2 separate regions of the Mus musculus genome follow, and region 1 is linked to region 2. Evidence: chromatin loops called from intact Hi-C (ENCODE). Cell type or tissue: left cerebral cortex. All regions are shown on one strand. Each heading gives the region's core, and the rest is flanking DNA. Links, peaks and the distances in the headings are about the cores only. Region 1 overlaps Lnx2 (ligand of numb-protein X 2). Region 2 has its middle 19 kb from the start of Mtif3.

Evidence for each region. A loop is a pair of places that touch in the nucleus more often than their neighbours do. Peaks named below come from ENCODE experiments on the same cell type or tissue, not always from the same donor. Only the 100,000 strongest peaks of a DNase experiment are listed, where the experiment ranks them.
Region 1: it touches region 2 in a loop (2.1-fold over the local background); 2 of 42 quality-filtered maps call a loop at or near these places.

What each region holds. Positions count from the first base shown.
Region 1 is chr5:147,037,226-147,042,599 of GRCm38, forward strand. It overlaps Lnx2 (ligand of numb-protein X 2), which reads right to left. Exons shown (of 10, transcript NM_080795.4): 2 at 4,806-5,273. The coding sequence starts at 5,215. Among named protein-coding and RNA genes, the nearest start is that of Lnx2, 37 kb to the right of the region's middle. In left cerebral cortex, for the core only: no CTCF peak of the experiment used is centred there; a DNase peak (open chromatin) is centred at 2,313; H3K27ac peaks cover 1,398 bases.
Region 2 is chr5:146,980,117-146,985,490 of GRCm38, forward strand. It overlaps the pseudogene Gm46936. Among named protein-coding and RNA genes, the nearest start is that of Mtif3, 19 kb to the left of the region's middle. In left cerebral cortex, for the core only: a CTCF peak has its summit at 3,289 (motif pointing right); a DNase peak (open chromatin) is centred at 3,292.

The sequences.
Region 1 (5,374 bases), core at 293-5,292, 57 kb after region 2:
ACAGCCTACTCAGAGCTATGCCCCTTGCTTGGTACACACAGAACTGAAGCCCCAGGAGGCTGCGCTCTGCTAGTCCCCATGTGACAACCACAATGTGCACAAAGCTCCTGCATCCTCAGAACTGTTCTATTAATATACACGGGACACCTGAAACCGAGCTAAGCCAACATCACAAAGCAATTGAATTGTAGGGGTACAGCCCAAACACACTCTGATCAAATTTCAAAGGCTTTTAGCATTTTCCTCAACAGCAATACTAAGTTTATTTGTGTGGAATTCTTTTTAAGTCCTAAAAAAAACAAATTGGATTTGTTCTACTAACAAGTACTTCAAAACACCACTATGGGATATCAGGGGTAACCAGACCTAAGCGACCAAAAGGCTGAGGTGGGTGTGGTGGCATGTGCCCACAATCCCAGCATTTAAGAGCTACAGACAGGAGGATCAGTTCAAAGCTAACCTAAGCTGTACAGAGCTCAAGGCCAGCATGGTTATGGGAGACCTTCTTAACACCCCCCCCACACACACACAAACACATACACACAATCATGCAACAACAAAACCAAAGGGGTGGGGGGCGTGGTGACACCTTTAAGAAGCAGCAAGTGAATCGCTGAGTCTGGGAGCAGCCTGGCCCACAAAGGGAATTCCAGGCCAGTCAGGGCCATCCATGCTCTTTGGAGAGCCTGTCTCTAAACAAACAAGCCAAGCCAACACTGAGAGGAGATAGCTCCACCAAATGCTTGCTTGCCTTACAAGCCGGAAGATCTGAGTTAAATCCCGGAACTCATATTAAAACAAAGCGGGTGTGGTGGCACATGTTTCTAACCCCAGAGCTGGGGTTACTGAGCCGGGCAGCAAGGCAGCCCCCCACCCCCCGAAGCCTGCTGACCAGTGAGAACCCCTGCCTCAGAGACAAGCAAAGGAAATAAGGAGCAGGCAGACAGTGTCTCAGCAACACCACACCACACCACACCAGGCTGTCCTTGGGCTTGACATGCACGTGTGCACACAGACCAAAACAAAAGGACCCCAAACCTCCAAGAACCAGGTGTGGGACAGGGTCATCCCAAGAGAACCACGTACAGCCCAGCTATTCAGAAGCTGAGGCAAGTGCATCATTTGACTTCGGGAGCCTGAATCTGGCTTAGGTAGCACAAACATCAAAGCCCCTGTGTGTCTATGTGTCCTTGGAAATGGAGCACTCAATAGTAACACAGACTCCTTCCTGCTTGCACTGCAGGGGCAGCCTAGCGCATATGGGAAGCTAGCACAGAGGACTGAAAGCAGAAAGTAAAGTCAACAGACTATAGACATGCACGCACGGCTGAGACCACACTGGTCCAAAGCAGCAGTGGTCGGGACAGTGCAGCCAGCCACAGGCTGGGCGCTGCACGGGGCCACACCAACCCCCGATGAAAAAGAAACCAAAGGGCTCAGGTAACATCAAAGAGCCCAAACACAAGTTCTCCTTTCCTGCTGGCTATGTACCTGCTCCATGAAGGGAATCCTGCTCTCTAAAGGAAATCACATGCAAAGTAACTAGTTTTAGGCTACGGGGACATCTTTCCCTGCTACGAGGTGCACAGGGGCGTCAGGAGACATGGCGCAGCAGAAGGCACTGTGCATTATTATGTATGCATCGTGGTAGGGAGATGGCAAAGGGATGCTTGCTAAGCCCCGTGCTGGAGACTGAAGCAGTGAGTGGCTCAGGGTCAAGGAAGATGATAAAGACATATAACACAAACAAAAATCAATTTGACAGAGAGCAAAAGGACCCAGCAAGGCTACCAGAAGTCTCCCCTCCATAAAAGCAATGAGAAGCCTGGAGAAGTCATCAGAACCAACCACTTCTGGATTCTGGAAACCAGCAAAAGTGTGCAGCGGTCTAGAAATACTTGATTTAAGAAAGGTGGCAGGTGGGCGGGGGAGCTGGCTTAAGTCCTGCAAACCTGAGCTTGGACCCCAGAACCTGGGCAAAAACCTAGTGCTGATGGAGTGAGGACCTGGGACCCTAGGGATAAGGGCAGAAGTGTATAAGGGCAGCTAGCCTGGCCCTCACGGCAGCGAACGAGGAGACAGACACGGGCAAATCATTACTCTTGTTCTCAACATTAAAACCAAACCAAGCCAGACTGACTGCTGGCAGAGTGCTTGCGTAGCAGATCGGGCCCTAGGTTTAATTCACAGTACTTATAAACAGATCAAATAAAGCTAGGCACGGTGGTCCATGCCTGTAATTCCAGCATTTGGAACTGAGTTGAGGCAGGACTGGGGGTTCTACGCCAGCCTGGGGCATACAACAGGAAGACTGATGCGCAATGAGCTGACACACTGCAGTGCTCAGTGAAACAGCCCAGCACTGGGCATGGAATAAAGAGGAAGTGAGGTCCAGGCACAGGGCAAGCAGCAGCAGCAGAAACTGACCAAAGGATGCCTGATACTCCTCACTCAGACAATGGCAAATTTGTAAAACCTCAAGAACTACGGAGAACCACTTCTGCATGACTGGAGGCCAACAGGAGAGTCCAGCTCACTGGAGACAATGAAGAAGCGCAGTCACAGGGAAGCCCAGCGCTGAGGGGCACGGTGAATGAGATGGGAAACGCACTGAGCTCCACAGCACAGAGAGGCGTTGGCAGACTCGAGGCTGCTTGAGACGACCTAGGCTGAGAACTTCTTAGCTTAGCATGCGCATTATTGCTTGCACCTTTTGAATGTTAGGTGTTCAGACTCAGGCTGGAGGGACTGGAAAGGAGAAGTGCTGTATACAGAATGCTGTTTGGCAAGTACCCAGCACAACAGTTTGGTCACAAATGTTTGGTATGACACAAAAGAATCCTACCCTAATAATAGTTTTGAGACACATAAGAAGCCTAGTATGAAGATGTCATGATAGTGCTTTGTGTGCTAATTTAAAAAGAAAATAAAAAGACAGGAAGGAAGGAAGAAAGGAAGGATGGACAGAGGGAAGGAAGGGGCAGGTCTGAAGTATTATTCACACACAATTAGGCTTGACTAAGATTAGCACACTTGCGCCTCTGGTGGGTCCTCGGACTCTGCCTGCTGGTGACGGAGACGGAGAATGCAAAGCCACGATCCCTGCTTTTCCAAAGGCACACACCCTACTATCTCCTAACCTCTGTTGTAGGCAACATACCTTGGGGTCAAGCAGTTTCTCTGTAAATCTCCACATTTCTCATATTTTAAGACTTTTGTTCCCTCCAGTGCAGGGAACCAAACCCACGACCTTGTGTCAACACAGTATGAGGTTCTCATCCCCAGCTGAGAGACTCAGTTTCTCACTTCTCAATCATTTCTAATGAATAAAGTGAGATCCCTTTATAACGCTGTGATCTCCGGGCTGAATACACACATGCAGCCACTTGCACATGAGAGGCCGACCGCTCCCTCCAGCAGAGCAGTGCACAGACTCGACGGCAGAGTAGCCTGGTGCACACAGCAAACTTTAAACATGCGCATAGGTTAACTAGCTCTAAATCTCCATGCGCCCAGATGACAGGATTGGATCAGTCTGGTTAGCTCTAGGACCTTATGTGCTATTCCTCATTAGACCTACGCTGTATCTGAACCCAGTGTGATGTGCGATGTGCTGTTGGCCAGAGTCAACACGACCACACAAGTTCTTTCAACGGACGCTTAGAAACAAATACATGTGTTTCTGTCACTTGAGTGTAAAGACGTGGTGGTTGCTATTTACGTCTTCATGTGTGTGAGCATGTGTCTCTGTGTGAGTGCATGCACCAGCAGGGACCCCGGTGCCCATGAGGAGGTCGGAAGACAAGCTGAGGGAGCCCCTTCTCTCCTTCCACCCTGTGGGCTCGAGGGATCCAACTCAGGCTGTCTGACTCAGGGTCTTTACTCAATGAGCCCTGGGGCCAGCTCAGGTTTTTACAATGTATATCAAAGGCCAAGTCTTACTAAAATCATATTGTGAGACTCAGAGGCTGGCACAAATACATTACTTAACATTTGAAACAAATGTTTATTAGAACTAAAATCACCCCTAAACATTTCTGTCTCTAATTCCTAGTTCTTACTCAGTCAAGGCTCTCAACACAAAGTCTTCAAGACCTCAGCAACTTAAATCAGCCGACCCATTCCTGCCCTTCCCCGCTAGCGGGACTGCTGTTTTCTCTGACTGTGGGTTACAGTTCTGGGGTATATTTAACTCTTCGCCTCTCTTTTTGTTGTTTGTTTTGTTTGAAACAGGGTTTCACTCTGAAGACCAGGGTGGTCTAGAACTCACAGAGGTCTGCCTGCCAAAGGCCAGTGCAGCCCCGCCTGTCTTCCCCCACCCTTAGGCAATTGGACTGACTCCAGCGTTCCAACCATGCCTAAGGCTGCGTAACAATCTTCATGCGAGGCTCTTCCTTGTGGAAACAAACTAGACAAAAGAATTTATTTGCATTTAGTTCCTTTCTTGCTTCTTTCCTTTGATGCCAACCCGGCTTGCAAAAGGACGCTAGTGTTTTACCTGACGTCCATTTGAGTTTAAATTGCATGGTATGGTGAAGAAAATATTAATAAGTGCTTCTTGCTTGTTGTGGCTTTTAGATCCATGCCTTTGAGGTATATTATTAAATACGAACCAATGCAACTTATTTATCGCACCTCCTATTTGACTGGTTCATGGATTTACCGGTGCTCATCCCCCTGCCTCAGCACACCTGTGAGGGGAGTTTAGGCACAGGCATCATTCCCGGCCCCGCATGGCGTGTGGCTACTGGTTGTAGCGGCTCTCTGGCCCACTTCCTTGGTGCCTCTGACGCCTTCCCGCTCACCTGTTTTTAAGATGTGCCTCTAGGTCACAGCGCTGCATCACATCTTGGCACACGGGAGAGAACGGACACAGGACCAGCAGTTTGTCCAGCAGCTTGTGGACCAGGATGCTAGACTTCTTACACAGCTTGAAATGAAGCCGCTTGCGGTCCAGCGGGCAGAAATCCTTCTCCTGCAGGAAGTTTCTGAGGCACTTGTGGCAGAACGTGTGTCCGCAGGGCGTGTCGAGCGGCTGGAGCAGGGGCTGGAGGCAAATGTGGCACACGAGGTCGTCGTCCACCTCCCCCTGGTAGTTATACAGGTGGTTTTCTCTCGCCCAGTGCTGCTGGCCGCACTCGAAGCACAGGGGATCTAGGGAGGAGGTCGAGGAGGCCTGCTCCACGGGCACCATCTCGTCACTGGTTGTTCCCATTGTGAATCGGCAGTTCCCGGAGGCTCATGGGTCTAACACTTGCGGGGTGCGTGTCTGCCTAAAGCCAAGTGCCAACAAAAGTGTATTAGAAACAAAGTAGTAATAAAAATAATAAAGGAAATTAATTTCCCCGGTGAGTGAGAAAGGTTCTCTCTGCCA
Region 2 (5,374 bases), core at 296-5,295:
CCTTGACACGTGATACAGAAACACTCTGCTTCTGGGGTGCAGGGGAGGCACACCCCACTTGCCTCTGGCCTCCCCACTGTGCTCATTTGGAAACACAGAGAGGCAGATGTCTCTGAGAATGAGGAAGGGGGTGACGCTAAGGACGTCTGACAGTCCCTGCTTAAACACAGGGCCTGCACGTCACAGCATCTGTTGTGACAGCTGGGATTAGCATCAATGATTACAAAATAGAACAGTGCTGCAATAAAAGATGTTTGAAACTTGCAAATTTTGTATTTCTAGAACTTCCCATCTGACGTTTTCAGACCATAGTTAACCAGACATAATTGAAATAGTGTTTAAGGGGAAAGGGACTACTGCATATGTAAAGCCAGTATTTCTTCCACGGTCACCATCACAGGTCAGCTTTGGATAGCCTGTGGAAATGTTAACATGGCAGGCCTTTCATCATGATCCTCAAAGTCCCAAACCCAGGAAGTTGGAGCATGCTGCCTATGGGGGAAGCCTTTTTCTTGTGATAGTGTGGTGATTTGAGTCTGCTTGGCCCATGGGAAGTGGCACTATCAGGAGGTGTGGCCTTGTTGGAGGAGGTGTGGCCTTGTTGGAGGAGGTGTGGCCTTGTTGGAGGAGGTGTGGCCTTGTTGGAGGAGGTGTGGCCTTGTTGGAGGAGGTGCCTTACTGTGGGAATGGGCTTTGGTGACCTATGTTTAAGCTCTGCCTAGGACAGAATAGAGTTCCCTTCTAGCTGCCTTTTGGATCAAGATGTAGATAGAACTCTCAGCTCTTTCTCCAGCACCAAATCTACCTGCATGCTGCCATATTTCCCACCAGGAAGATGATGAACTAAACCTCTGAAACTGTAAGCCAGCCCTAACTGAATGTTGTCCTTTAAGAAAGTTGCTTTGGGGATTGTGTCTCTTCACAGCCATGAAACTCTACGATAGGTGAAGACTCGGATTGGTCAGATAGCGTTCTCAAAAATCCCACCTCCCACAGGTCTGCTGTGCATTGGCTACCTGGCCATGACTAGACTCATTTAGCCATTCTTACATCAAATAGCCCTAGCCTGAAACTGTGGAAAGCACTGGTCCTGAGGTACCAGTCTCTGGGACACCACTCAGCATAGGATAACAAGTGGTTTGTATCCCAGGCTGTGCTCAGACCTGGCGGTTGACAAGTTCAGCTTCAGTGGGACAAACAGCAAGCTGACATTCTGGAAGACAGACTGTTCCCCCAGGAGGTTCAAAGGCCAGAGGAGATACGTGAGGCCTGTCCTTAGAGTGGTGCCAGGGCTTCTTTCTCTTTAAGGCAGAGCTTGCGTATCCACTTATTTGTTAGTGTTACTTGGAGTGTGTAAGAATGTCCATCTTGAATACGCTGATCTGACTGTATTCTCCCCTCCACCCCGCTGTGCCCAGATGGAGCAAGAAGGTCCTGATCTTTGCCCTGCTGGCCAGCATGTGCCCTTGTGGGACTGCCTCCCTGTGCTTCCTCAGCTCCACACTCTTGGCTCCTGCCCCTGGCAATTCTCCTCACTCCCCCACAGCCCGGCCTGGCAGGGATTCTCCTCTTTCTACCTGCCTAAGGTCAGGAGTGCCGGTGTCTCTCAGGGTACTCTGTGTATCCACACTGCATGGCTCATAGTTGCCATTGCACATCTAGATAACCCTGAGCCTTCCTTCCCTTCATCATCAGAGCCTGGCCTAGTGTTTAGGCTTTCCGTAAGCCTGGCTTCTGAGGGAAGGCCACCAGACCACAGCCGCTGGATAGGCGGGAGTTAGATGAGGTATGGATGTTGGGGGTGGGTGTAGCTAGAGGCTGACTCTGTGTGAGGTACCCCACACCCTAACCCCACCTTCCTCTCATCAAGGACGTTGGGGGTGGGTGTAGCTAGAGGCTGACTCTGTGTGAGGTACCCCACACCCTAACCCCACCTTCCTCTCATCAAGGACTCATCTTCCCACCGTGCAGGTCCAGGGGACTTACAGAGTCAAGCAGCCCAGACTGCCTATGCTCTATGAGGCTTCAAATCTTCTCTCTTCCCACACTGCAGATCTAGCCTAAAGCTTGTTATGGCTCAGAACACATCTGCTCCCCAAAAGCATCCCAGACACACAGGCAAGGCAGCATTTCCCTTGGAGAGAGGGTGTTGGGAGTTCTGGATCTCTGGTGCCTTCTAAGGTACAGAGATCTTTGCAAGACACAAACACCCTCCCTGTCTCCAGCAGTGGATCATTCTCATAGAAGCAATCTGACCATGGAACTGATTCCTACCGGAAGGATTGCTCAGCGTGACCGTCAAGTCACCATTGACTGGGGGCCAGGACTTTTTCCTCTGCAGGTGAGCTTAGAGCCAAGAACCGGCCACATCCCTGGTCGCCCAGAGCCACAGGTCTGACCAGTCCCTTTCTCCACAGCAGAGAGACATAAACTCACACACTGATCGTTCAGTGAGAAACACTGGGACAGAGCACAGCCAGGACTCCCGGGAGGACCTATGAGCTGGGCCCCCAAGGCTGACAAGGGAAGGTCTGTTATGTGGGATGTCTCCCTGGGGACTTCCTCTCTGGCTGTCAGTAGAGCTGGTTCCATCTATGCATTTAACCCCCCTTTTCATTCATAAGGACATCCCGGACCACTCTCCTTCCACAGAGCAGAACTCCGAGCAAATAGGGAGGAAATGTCTGCTTTTTGCTGAGATGGATTCTATCTACATCTCCTCTGCATGCAACATCCGCAGCAAAAGCACTCTATGTTTTTAATAGAGAAACTGGCATGGGGTCTCATATCTCTAATCCCCTAGCCCTTGGCAGACTGAGGCTGGGGCATCATGAGTTTGAGGCCAGTCTGGGCTACATAGTATGGCCCTGTTTCAAAAAAGAGAGGCAAAATTAAAAACTTAACTGGGCTCACAAGCCCCAGAGTCCTGAGGGCACTCTGGGCCCTGGGTGTGTGCACCTACCCAACAGCGTAGGGTACCTGTGAAGGGGCACAGCGGGCCACACACCGGCACAGGCCTTGCAGATGGGGTGCTCACTGCAGAAGACCCTCCTCTTCAGAATGGGAGTCACTAAGGAAGTTGAAAAGAAGCCAGGTGTATCTTGTAAGCCACCCTCACCCATGCCCAGTAGCAGGTCTTACCTAGCCTCTCTGATTCCTCGTATGCCCCTCACAAAGTTCCCTTCTAACAAGTCTGCCAGCTGAGCTGCTTAGGAGCGCTTGATTCCCCATGGACCCTACCTGCCGAAGTCTCCAGGAGCCAGGCCTGCAGTTTCACATGGCGGCCACTGGGTGTCACTGTTGAAAAGTCGTCCTGAAACCTGCCTTGACCACTCATCGGCTCCCTTGTCTTTAATGCTAGCCTTCTCAGGCATCCATGCAGCTGCAGACACTGGGCAGGACTCGAATCTTGAGGGTCTTCAAAGATGAACCGTACATGGTTTGAAGGCCATTCCTCCACAAGAAGTCTTACTTCTCTGGATTTAAGCAATGTTTTGTGCCTGTTAGATGTTTCTGCTTTCAAAGGAAACTGTTGATTGCCCTGGGCTTCCTAGGCAGAGACCATTACCTCTATCCCAGCTGGCTGCTCTACAAAGTGGGGGCTGTGGCCGACTTAGCTAAACTCACCAGAAAAACAATCTCGGGTGCCACCCCTTCTTTGAGAAAATGGGTCCCTTCCCGCCATGTGCTGGAAGATCTTTTTACACCCGTCTGAAAGTTCTTGAAATAAAAATTTCACCCTGCTACCGCTCATGACAGAATTATTGTCCCAGATTAGTGGATTTTATTTGTTTGCTTATTTGAGACCATGTAGCCTTGGCTGTCCTGAACTCACAGATTCACCTGTCTCTGCCTCCTTGGTGCTGGGATTAAAGGTCTCCATACCTTTTAGCAGTCATGCCAGAAGATCCCTTCATAGATGTTTGTGAGCCACCATGTAGTTGCTGGGAATTGAACTCAGGACCTCCGGAAGAGCAGTCAGTGCTCTTAACTGCTGAGCCATCTCTCCAGCCCCCCACTTTTTAAGCAGCAAGAGGTATTGAACATGCAGGAGGGTGACAGAGTTGCAGTCCCTAAAACATTTAAAGATGATGATAAAAACCCTCAAATCTGTGGTTGCGGGCCCTTACAGAGCAAAGGGGGTTTTAGTGGTATAATTAGGTTAGGGACCTTAAAGGGATGGTCAGCCAGGAGTGTGAGGCAGCAGTATTTATATAATTTACAATGAGCCTGAAGAGCATGTGTGTGTGGTGTGTGTGTGTGTGTGTGTGTGTGGTGTGTGTGGAGTGTGTGTGTGTGAGTGTGCTCGTGTGAGTTTCTATTGCAGTGAAATTCCTCTTTGTCTGAGTTGTTTGGTATTTGCTTCAGGGAAAGGAGGCAGTACACTCAAAATTCGCGCACACACACACACTAATAATATTGTGTGAAATTACTTTGGGTCATAAATTAATTTCATGTGTAGACCCGGGTTTGATGCTTTGATCTATATTGTCTTTCATCATCTTGGGCAGGGCAGACTCAGGCAGGGACAGTGGGTGCCACTCCTACAGTAGAAAACTGTCCAGGAGGTGACAATGAGACTGTTGCGTGCACAGCATTTGCTGTGTGCGGCATGTACGATACCTGAGATTTCATCTCACCCTGGCAAGTTACCCAATAGGAATCAGGCATTCGTACCACTTTAAAGGTGGGGAAGTGAGGCAAGCTCTAACTCCCCAAGGTCAGATTGTCAGCGTCACCCTGGAGGGTGGAAGCTATCCTGTCACCCAGCTCCTGCTGTTCAGAGGGTAAATGTTTGCATCTTATAGCCTGTCTGTAAGGCAAGAAAGTCCAGCGGCTCCAAGCTTCCATTCTACCCGATCCAGGCAACCTGGTGGCTTCCTTGTGTCCTTCCCACAGCAAGAGAACACAACTGGAACAGCTGTGAACCTCACACCCTGCTTTTCCTACAATTCTGGCAGCCAGAGGTTCAAAGCCTTTCTCTTGGAGAGCCTAGGGGAAAGTTTTCTGTTTCCTGCAGAGGATTTAAGTGGGCTCCAGAGTTTCTGTACGTGCTTTTGGCTTACTCATGTTCTGTCTTGCTTTCCTGTGGATGCCAGTGGCTGTCAAGGCCTCTTGGATAATTTGGATCCCATTCCAGTCTCCAATCCTTACCTTGTCACATCTGCAAAGTCCTCCCTTGTTGCTATGTGAGGTAACATTTGAAGCTCCGGGGATCGGAACCTAGAGGATAGGTGGGGAATTTCATTATTTATCTCACTACCCCAACATCCCAGGGATCCACTGTGGGGTGCCACGGGGCAACATGCTAAGTGAGCTTGGAAATACGAACCTCAAACACCATTTGTGGAGTGTAAGAGATTAAGCTTGTCCC